Regions from separate parts of the Homo sapiens genome. Here region 1 is linked to region 2. Evidence: read pairs that join two places in POLR2A ChIA-PET (ENCODE). Cell type or tissue: MCF 10A. All regions are shown on one strand. Each heading gives the region's core, and the rest is flanking DNA. Links, peaks and the distances in the headings are about the cores only.

Region 1 (4,378 bases), core at 233-4,232, 130 kb before region 2:
TTGTCCCTGACAGTGGGAAGGTACGAGGGAACAAAGCTTTCAAGGTGGAGTGGCTGTTGGGAACTGTATAAAGGAGACAGGACACTTCTTCCTTTCATGGGTCACAGACTAATCTGGCTGTTTGACCCACATAGTGCCTTTAAAGCAGGGGTGTCCAATCTTTTGCCTTCCCTGGGCCACACTGGAAGAATTGTCTTGGGCCACACATAAAATACGCTAACACTAACAACAGCCGATGAGCTTAAAAAAAAAAATTGCAAGGCTGGGCGCAGTGGCTCCCGCCTGTAATCCCAGCACTTTGGAAGGCCAAGGCGGGCAGATTACCTGAGGTCAGGAGTTCGAGATCAGCCTGGCCAACATGATGAAACCCCATCTCTACTAAAAAATACAAAAATTAGCTGGGCGTGGTGTCACATGCCTGTAATCCCAGCTACTCGGGAGGCTGAGGCAGGAGAATCACTTGAACCCAGGAGGCGGAGGTTGCAGTGAGTTGAGATTGTGTCACTGCACTCCAGCCTGGGCGACAGAATGAGACTGACTCAAAAAAAAAAATTTTGCAAAAAAACCTCAGTGATTTTTTGAGACAGAGTCTCTATCACCCAGGCTGGAGCACAGGCACATGCCACCACACCCGGCTAATTTTTTGTATTTTTAATAGAGACGGGGTTTCACCATGTTAGCCAGGATGGTCTCAATCTCCTGACCTCATTATCCGCCTGCCTCATCCTCCCAAAGTGCTGGGATTACAGGCGTGAGCCACCGTGCCCAGCCCTCAGTGATGTTTTAAGAAAGTTTAGGAATTTGTGTTGGGCCACATTCGAAGTCATACAGCCTCGGATTGTTGCACAAGCTTGCTTTAACAAGATTCATACTGTTGCCAAACACATATAACGGATCTCCATAGAAGTCCAGTGGTCCAGCTTCTCTTGAAAAACCAAAAGTCCGGCCGGGCGCGGTAGCTCACGCCTGTAATCCCAGTACTTTGGGAGGCCGAGGCGGGTGGATCACGAGGTCAGGAGATCAAGACCATCCTGGTTAATGCGGTGAAACCCCGTCTCTACTAAAAATACAAAAAATTAGCCGGGCATAGTGGCGGGCACCTGTAGTCCCAGCTACTCAGGAGGCTGAGGCAGGAGAATGGCATGAACCCGGGAGGCGGAGTTTGCAGTGAGCCGAGATTGCGCCACTGCGCTCCAGCCTGGGCGACAGAGCGAGACTCCGTCTCAAAAAAAAAAAGAAAAAAAGAAAAACCAAAAGTCCTGGCAATACCAAAACCTGTGTTTTCTTTCTTTTTGTTATTTTTTGTTTTGGTTTTGTTTTTTTGAGACAGAGTCTCACTCTATCACCCCAGCTGGAGTGCAGTGGCCAGATCTCGGCTCACTGCATCACCTCCCGGGATCAAGCTATTCTGCCTCAGCCTCCCGAGTAGCTGGGATTACAAGTGTGCACCATGCCCAGCTAATTTTTGTATTTTTAGTAGAGACAGAGTTTCACCATGTTGGCCAGGCTGGTCTCGAACTCCTGACCTCAGGTGATCCGCCCGGCCTTAGCCTCCTAAAGTGCTGGCATTAGAGGCGGGAGCCACTGCACCTGGCCAAAACCTGTGTTTTGGAAGGGCAGGCAAGAAGGGGCAGATGTTGCAGCCCACCCCAGATGGCTCCCCTCCTCTTTCTCCTCACCTCCTGGCCTCAGAGCAATCCGGGAGGATGAGAGAGACTCCTCTGGTGTCCAGACACCACTGGGCTTCCTGGGGTCTAGACAGCAGCTTGTCACATTTCCAGAGAGCTGACGCCACTGGAGGAGGCCTCCCTGCAGAATCAGAAGCTGAAGGCTGCGTATGAGGCCCGAATGGCGCGGCTAGACCCCAGCCAGGCCATGCAGAAGACATCCCTGGTGAGTGGGGGCTAGGGAGGGCCTGGGGGTGCGTGGGCGCGGGGCAGAGGGGAGTCGGCCTTACTCCCTCCTCCCCCCCCAGACCCTCTCTCTACAGCGGCAGATGATGGAGAACCTAGTGATTGCCAAAGCCCGGGAGGAGACAGCAGCCTTTCTGACCGCCCTGGTGGTCCCCGAGGGGAAACTCAGTGTGGCCTTGAGCCAAGGGCAGAGAAGGGGGCAGCGAGGGGAGCGGAGGTTCCGGGGTCGGGGTACAGGGCCGAGGGGCTCCCCGCTTTGCAGAGGCAGGGTCTCAGGGGAAGGCCCGGCCGCCGTCCCCCATGTTCTCTGGCCCGGCCCTCCTGGCTTGAGCGCAGGCTGCCTTCTGCCCCAGAAGCCTTACCTGGGGACAGCCCCTCACCGAGAGGAGGTCCCTGGGACGTCCCGGCCTCTCCGGGTGTGGGACGGGGTTGGGAACCGAGGGCCCGCTCAGATCCCACGCTCGGCCCCTTGACTCTGCACCCAGCTCCAGAGAAAGATGGAGGAGCGCCGGCTGCGGCTCCAGGAGGCCGCCAACAGGTGGGACTCCTGCCCGCCCCTGGGGCCGCTGCGGGGAGGGCCTGGCCCCGGCACCCACCGCGTGCCTTTCTCCCCAGGAGGTTTTGCAGCCAAGTCGCCCTGACCCCGGAGGAACGGGAGCAGCGGGCCCTTTACGCCGCCATCCTGGAGTACGAACAGGACCATGTGCGTCCCCCACGGGCCCAGGCTTTGTAGGAGGAGCCCAGCGAGGGGGGCGGGGTCAGAGCCGCCTGGGTGGGCCCCCGTGGGGGGCGGAGCCAGAGGCTGTGGGGGGCAGTGAGGGGGCGGGGCCAGAGGCCCGTGGGAGGGCCCGGTGAGGGGGCGGGGCCAGGGCTGCGTGGGGCGGGGCAGAGCGAGGAGGCGAGGTCAGGGGTCGCGTGGGAGGGTCCCAGCGAGGAGGGAGGGTCCCTGCGAGGAGGGAGGGTCCCAGCGAGGGTGCAGGCCCAGGGTTCGCCTAAGGTTTCCCTCGGGTGTGGGTGGGGGCGGGGGCGGGTCGCGGGGCCTGCTGGCGCTGGGTCTCCTGCACCCCAGGACGGGCTCCCACAGTCTCTAGGGGTCGGCACTGGTGGGAGATGAGGCGCGTCCGGTCGTGGCGGACCCACCGTGCTTTCCTTCAAGGCCCCCTGTCCCGTAGGACTGGCCGAAGCACTGGAAGGCCAAGCTCAAGAGGAATCCGGGGGACCTGTCACTCGTGACCAGCCTGGTCTCACACCTGCTCAGGTAGCTGGGCCTTCAGGCCCCACAGAGCCCCTGCGCACCGGCCTTGGGCACCTCTGCCTGGTGCCAGGTGCCGGAGAGGGGCTGGACTGACACAGGGAGCCTGTGCCCGGCCACGTGGACACTGCAGCTCCCTTTGCGCTGAGGGCGTTTCCTCGGCTTCTCCAACCTCCCCAGCGGGGGCGGGGGGCAGACTTTCCAACATTCACTGTCAGGAGGTAATGCAAGTCGCTTCTCTGAAACCGGGCATAGCGCGGCACCTGTGGATGCCACGGAGAGGCCGAGGCTGGCCGCGTTCTCACGTCCTCTTCTCCCGCAGCCTCCCCGACCACCCGATCGCGCAGCTCCTGAGGCGGCTGCAGTGCTCCGTGTACAGCGCCCTGTATCCCGCCGTGAGCAGAGCAGCCGCGCCAGCCCCAGGCTGCTGCCCCCCGACCCCCAACCCCGGAAGCCGACGGCTGCGGCCCTCGCAGAGCCTCCATTGCATGCTGTCCCCGCCCGAGCCCAGCGCAGCCCCGCGGCCCCAGGACAGTCCCCCCACGCCCCCACTCCAACCCGGCCCCGTGGGGTCTCCCTCACCCCTGGGGGACACCGCATCTGGATTGCCAGACAAGGACAGCTCGTTCGAGGACCTGGAGCAGTTCCTGGGGACGTCTGAGCGGCAGGGCCGGGGCCGTGGGGTACAGCCGGAGCCCCAGCTGCAGCAGCTGAAGACCGCGGTGGAGGAGATCCACAATGCCGTAGGTGAGGCCAGGCCCTCCCTGGGAGAGCCGCCGCAGCTCTTCACCCCTGCTTATTGGTCCGTTTCAAGCTTCTGTTTGGGGAAGGGTCTGTTGATCAGAGACTCTGATCAGACTTACATCCACCCAGCTCACGCCTCAGCCCTTCTCATTTTGGAAACAGTGTGGTAGAAACGGAGTTTCACCATGTTGGTCAAGCTGTTCTCAAACTCCTGACCTCAGTTGATCTGCCCACCCCGGCCTCCCAAAGTGCTGGGATTACAAGCATGAGCCACCGCGCCCAGCCCAGAGTTTTCTAAGAACCACTGAGGGAGGCCCAACAGTCCAGGCGTCATTCTCACTGTGCTGCCCACACACTAAGGAACTTGGTCAGGGTCCCCACCCACAGGGGGTTGGATCTAAAGTCTTCCCTGGTTCCTGCAGTTTTGGGTAAAGCCCCTTTTGAGAAAAGGATCATTCTCCGGTTTCTT
Region 2 (4,378 bases), core at 220-4,219:
CGTTCCTGCCAAACTTGAGCAGCAGCGGGCGGGTCACCTTCTTCTGGGCCACAATCTGTAAGTCAGAGGCGTCAGGCAGGGAGGGGCAGGCGGGGACGGCTCCTGACCCTGGAGACCCCACCGCGCCCTCACCCGGACTCTCAGGCCTGTCCTGTCTCCCCATCCCCCACCATGAGCTTCACTGCCCAGGGCCCGCGCCCCCTTTGTGGCTGCTCTCAAGCACCTGCCATCCCTGCGTGTGGCCACCCCTGCACGTCCACCACCTCACGGCGCCAGCAGTCGCCCAGGGGAGGCAGAGGTCATCATACCTATTTACCAGGTGAGGAAACAGGCTCAGGTGGAAGCCAGGAAGCAGCTCACAGCCCAGCTGGCCTGCACCTGCACAGGTGTGGCGGACGCCCCTCCACAGGTAAGCAGGGCTGCCCTGACCCTCTCCAGGCCCAGGTGAGAACCCGCAGAAGCAGAGGCGAGGCAGCTCAAACGGCCCCGGACCCTCACGCCCAGCATGTCCACGTAGCCACGGGCGGCAGAAAGGGTGTGAGCGAGGTGCCGGCCCAGGACCCCACCGCCCACTCCTCTTCGAAGGTGCCAAGGAGCAGAGTTGATTGTTCGAAGTGGACTGGGGCTTAGACCCTGGGGACCTCCTCATGCAGCCGGGGCCTCCTCCTCCTCACCAGGCCCTGCTGGACTTCCGCCCCATCGGCTATGAGCCCACCTGGGGTGGGTGGCGGATGACAGGCCCAGGCCCCTGCAGCCAGGTCATCTCCTCAGTGAGGAGCAGGACGGGGGCACACGGCCCTCCCAGGCTCCGTGTCCGAAAGGAGATGGTGATGACCCCGGCCAAGCGGGGTGGCCGTCATCTCCTCACACGTAAGTGATCTCAGCAACCATCGAATGGCCCACCAGGTAGCAGGTGTGTGCTTCCCACCTGCCCTCACACCTGCTACTGCCTGGCGGATGCTGGGAGGTCACAATGAGGTAGGTTGAATACAAAGCAGAGAGGGGCAGTCCCTCCACCCCCAACCAGGGCCGGCCTGGCCAGCAGCTTCTGAGCATGCGGCACTTTCCACACAGAAGAGAAAGCAGATCCCAGGTCAGGGCTGGGGAAGTCAAGTCAGGTTAAGGGGTGGGAAGGCTCTCTTAGGGGTGCAAAGGGGTCCTGGGTGCTGGGAGGGGGAGCCTCGGGCCAGGCCCCCCAAGATTCCCTGATTCAAAGGTTTCCTTCTGGGGCTCCTGAGCCAGGGCCTCTGCCTCACACCTGGGACTCGCCTGCCGGCCTGGTTTGCTTCCAGGGAGGGCGCAGGAAAGGAGTGGCCTCCCCTTTCTGGCAGGAGAGCAGGTCCTTAGGAGAGAAACGGGCTCAGGCTAACACAACAGATTCCCCTACCAGGAAATACGAGATCGCTGATTTGTGCCAACAGCGTTTAATAAGCACTTCCTGGATCCCTGGCTCTGGGCTGAGTTACTGTTTACTTGAATCACATGAGGAAACAGTTGAGGCAGAAGTCAGGGGTCAGAGGTCAGGTCAGGCTCAAAGCCACAGCACAGGGACTGGATGCCAGTAGCTTCTCCCTTGACCGTGGTGCCCTGCAGGTCAGCTGGGTGGCCACAGAGCAGGAACCCACGAGGGGCCTCCTCATTGCTGGAAGTTTGCACATATCCACAGCACACGTGCTCACACACACATTCATATCTGCACGCAGGTGTCCACACGGACCCTGTGTGTGTGCTTATGTGAACAGGCATAGGATGTCCTGCACGGATTATGACATACATGTGCACCTGTGTGTACATAGAAAGGTGTCCAGGCCAGACACAGTGGCTCATGCCTATAATCCCAACATTTTGGGAGCCCAGGGTGGGTGGATCGGTGAGCCCGGGAGTTCAAGACCAGTTGGGGCAACATGGTGAGACCCCTGTCTCTTCAAAAAATGCAAAACGTAGCCAGGTCTGGTGGCGTACACCTGTAGTCCCAGCTACTCAGGAGGCTGAGGTGAGAGGATTGCTTGAGCACAGGCCGTTGAGGCTGCAGTGAGCTGTGACTGTCCCACTGCACTCCAGCCTGGGCGGCAGAGTGAGAACCCAACTCAAAAAAACAAAAAAAGCATGTCCATATTTCTGTGTCCGTGCCATCCTCTTCCATCTGTGCCCTCCCTAACTCTCAGTTTCCTTATCTAAAAAATGGGGAGGACAACAGGATCGATGGCACGCCAGCTCCGACCGAGGCTGCAGGGGGATGAGTCACGCAGACATTATGTTGGGTAAAAGAATTCCACAGCAGGGAGAACACGCGCTGTGATTCATGGACGTGGAATTCCAGAAGAGACGAACCAGGCGGGGAGCTGGCCACAAAGGGGCAGGGGCAGCTGCGGGTGACGGGATGTTCCGTGTGATGGGTGACGGGATGTTCCGTGTGACGGGTGATGGGATGTTCCGTGTGATGGGTGACGGGATGTTCTGTGTGACTGGTGACAGGATGTTCCGTGTGACGGGTGATCGGATGTTCCGTGTGAGTGGGTGATGGGATGTTCCATGTGATGGGTGATCAGATATTCCGTGTCAGCGGGAGACGGAATGTTCCGTGTGACGGGTGACGGGATGTTCCATGTGATGGGTGAGATGTTCTGTGTGATTGGTGAGATGTTCCATGTGACGGGTGATGGGATGTTCCGTGTGACAGGTGACGGGATGTTCCATGTGATGGGTTACGGGATGTTCCGTGTGACGGGTGACGGGATGTTCCGTGTGACAGGTGATGGGATGTTCCGTGTGATGGGTGAGATGTTCCATGTCAGCGGGTGACGGGATGTTCCGTGTGATGGGTGAGATGTTCCATGTGACGGGTGATGGGATGTTCCGTGTGACGGGTGATGGCATGTTCCGTGTGACGGGTGATGGGATGTTCCGTGTGATGGGTGACGGGATGTTCCGTGTTACAGGTGACGGGATGTTCCGTGTGACGGGTGAGATGTTCTGTGTCAGCGGGTGATGGGATGTTCCGTGTGATGGGTGAGATGTTCTGTGTCAGCGGGTGACGGGATGTTCCGTGTGACAGGTGAGATGTTCCGTGTGATGGGTGATGGGATGTTCCATGTGACGGGTGATGGGATGTTCCGTGTGACAGGTGAGATGTTCCGTGTCAGCGGGTGACGGGATGTTCCGTGTGATGGGTGAGATGTTCCGTGTGATGGGTGATGGGATGTTCCATGTGACGGGTGATGGGATGTTCCGTGTGACGGGTGAGATGTTCTGTGTCAGCGGGTGACGGGATGTTCCGTGTGATGGGTGAGATGTTCCGTGTGATGGGTGAGATGTTCTGTGTGATGGGTGATGGGATGTTCCGTGTGACGGGTGATGGGATGTTCCATGTGACGGGTGATGGGATGTTCCGTGTGACGGGTGATGGGATGTTCCGTGTGACGGGTGAGATGTTCTGTGTCAGCGGGTGACGGGATGTTCCGTGTGATGGGTGAGATGTTCTGTGTCTGCAGGTGATGGGATGTTCCGTGTGATGGGGGAGATGTTCCGTGTCAGCGGGTGACGGGATGTTCCGTGTGACGGGTGAGATGTTCTGTGTCAGCGGGTGACGGGATGTTCCGTGTGACGGGTGAGATGTTCTGTGTCAGCGGGTGACGGGATGTTCTGTGTGATGGGTGAGATGTTCCGTGTCTGCAGGTGATGGGATGTTCCGTGTGACGGGTGAGATGTTCCGTGTCAGCGGGTGACAGGATGTTCCGTGTGATGGGTGAGATGTTCCGTGTGATGGGATGTTCCGTGTGACGGGTGACGGGATGTTCCATGTGACGGGTGAGATGTTCTGTGTCAGCGGGTGACGGGATGTTCCGTGTGATGGGTGAGATGTTCCGTGTCAGCAGGTGACGGGATGTTCCGTGTGATGGGTGAGATGTTCCGTGTGATGGGTGTGGGATGTTCCGTGTGACGGGTGAGATGTTCCGTGTCAGCGGGTGACGGGATGTTCCGTGTGATGGGTGAGATGTTCTGTGTGATGGGTGATGGGATGTTCCGTGTGATGGGTGATGGGATGTTCCATGTGAGCAGATGACGGGATGTTCCATGTGATGGGTGAAGGGATGTTCCATGTGACGGGTGAGATGTGATGGGTGATGGGATGTTCCGTGTGATGGGTGAAGGGATGTTCTGTGTGACGGGTGAGATGTGATGGCTGACGGGATGTTCCGTGTCATGGGTGAGATGTGACAAGTGATGGGATGTTCTGTGTGATGGGATGTTCCGTGTGACGGGTGATCGGATGTTCCGTGTCAGCAGGTGACAGGATGTTCCGTGTGAGGGGTGAAGGGATGTTCTGTGTGACAGGTGAGATGTTCCGTGTGACGGGATGTTCTGTGTGACGGGTGAT

Evidence for each region. ChIA-PET counts read pairs that join two places held together with the same protein. Peaks named below come from ENCODE experiments on the same cell type or tissue, not always from the same donor. Only the 100,000 strongest peaks of a DNase experiment are listed, where the experiment ranks them.
Region 1: POLR2A ChIA-PET joins it to region 2 with 6 read pairs; 2 of 35 experiments call an interaction of 5 or more read pairs at or near these places.

Annotation. Positions count from the first base shown.
Region 1 is chr16:89,710,120-89,714,497 of GRCh38, reverse strand. It overlaps VPS9D1 (VPS9 domain containing 1), which reads left to right. Exons shown (of 15, transcript NM_004913.3): 5 at 1,782-1,893; 6 at 1,976-2,038; 7 at 2,399-2,451; 8 at 2,529-2,616; 9 at 3,086-3,171; 10 at 3,488-3,912. VPS9D1-AS1 (VPS9D1 antisense RNA 1) reads right to left here and starts at 2,642. Exons shown (of 4, transcript NR_036480.1): 1 at 2,276-2,642; 2 at 1,680-1,809. RefSeq lists enhancers at 1,651-1,750, 3,248-3,811 and a silencer at 2,391-2,810. In MCF 10A, for the core only: no CTCF peak of the experiment used is centred there; a DNase peak (open chromatin) is centred at 2,667.
Region 2 is chr16:89,579,374-89,583,751 of GRCh38, reverse strand. It overlaps CPNE7 (copine 7), which reads right to left. Exons shown (of 15, transcript NM_153636.3): 3 at 1-55. Among named protein-coding and RNA genes, the nearest start is that of CPNE7, 5.8 kb to the right of the region's middle. In MCF 10A, for the core only: no CTCF peak of the experiment used is centred there; a DNase peak (open chromatin) is centred at 2,291.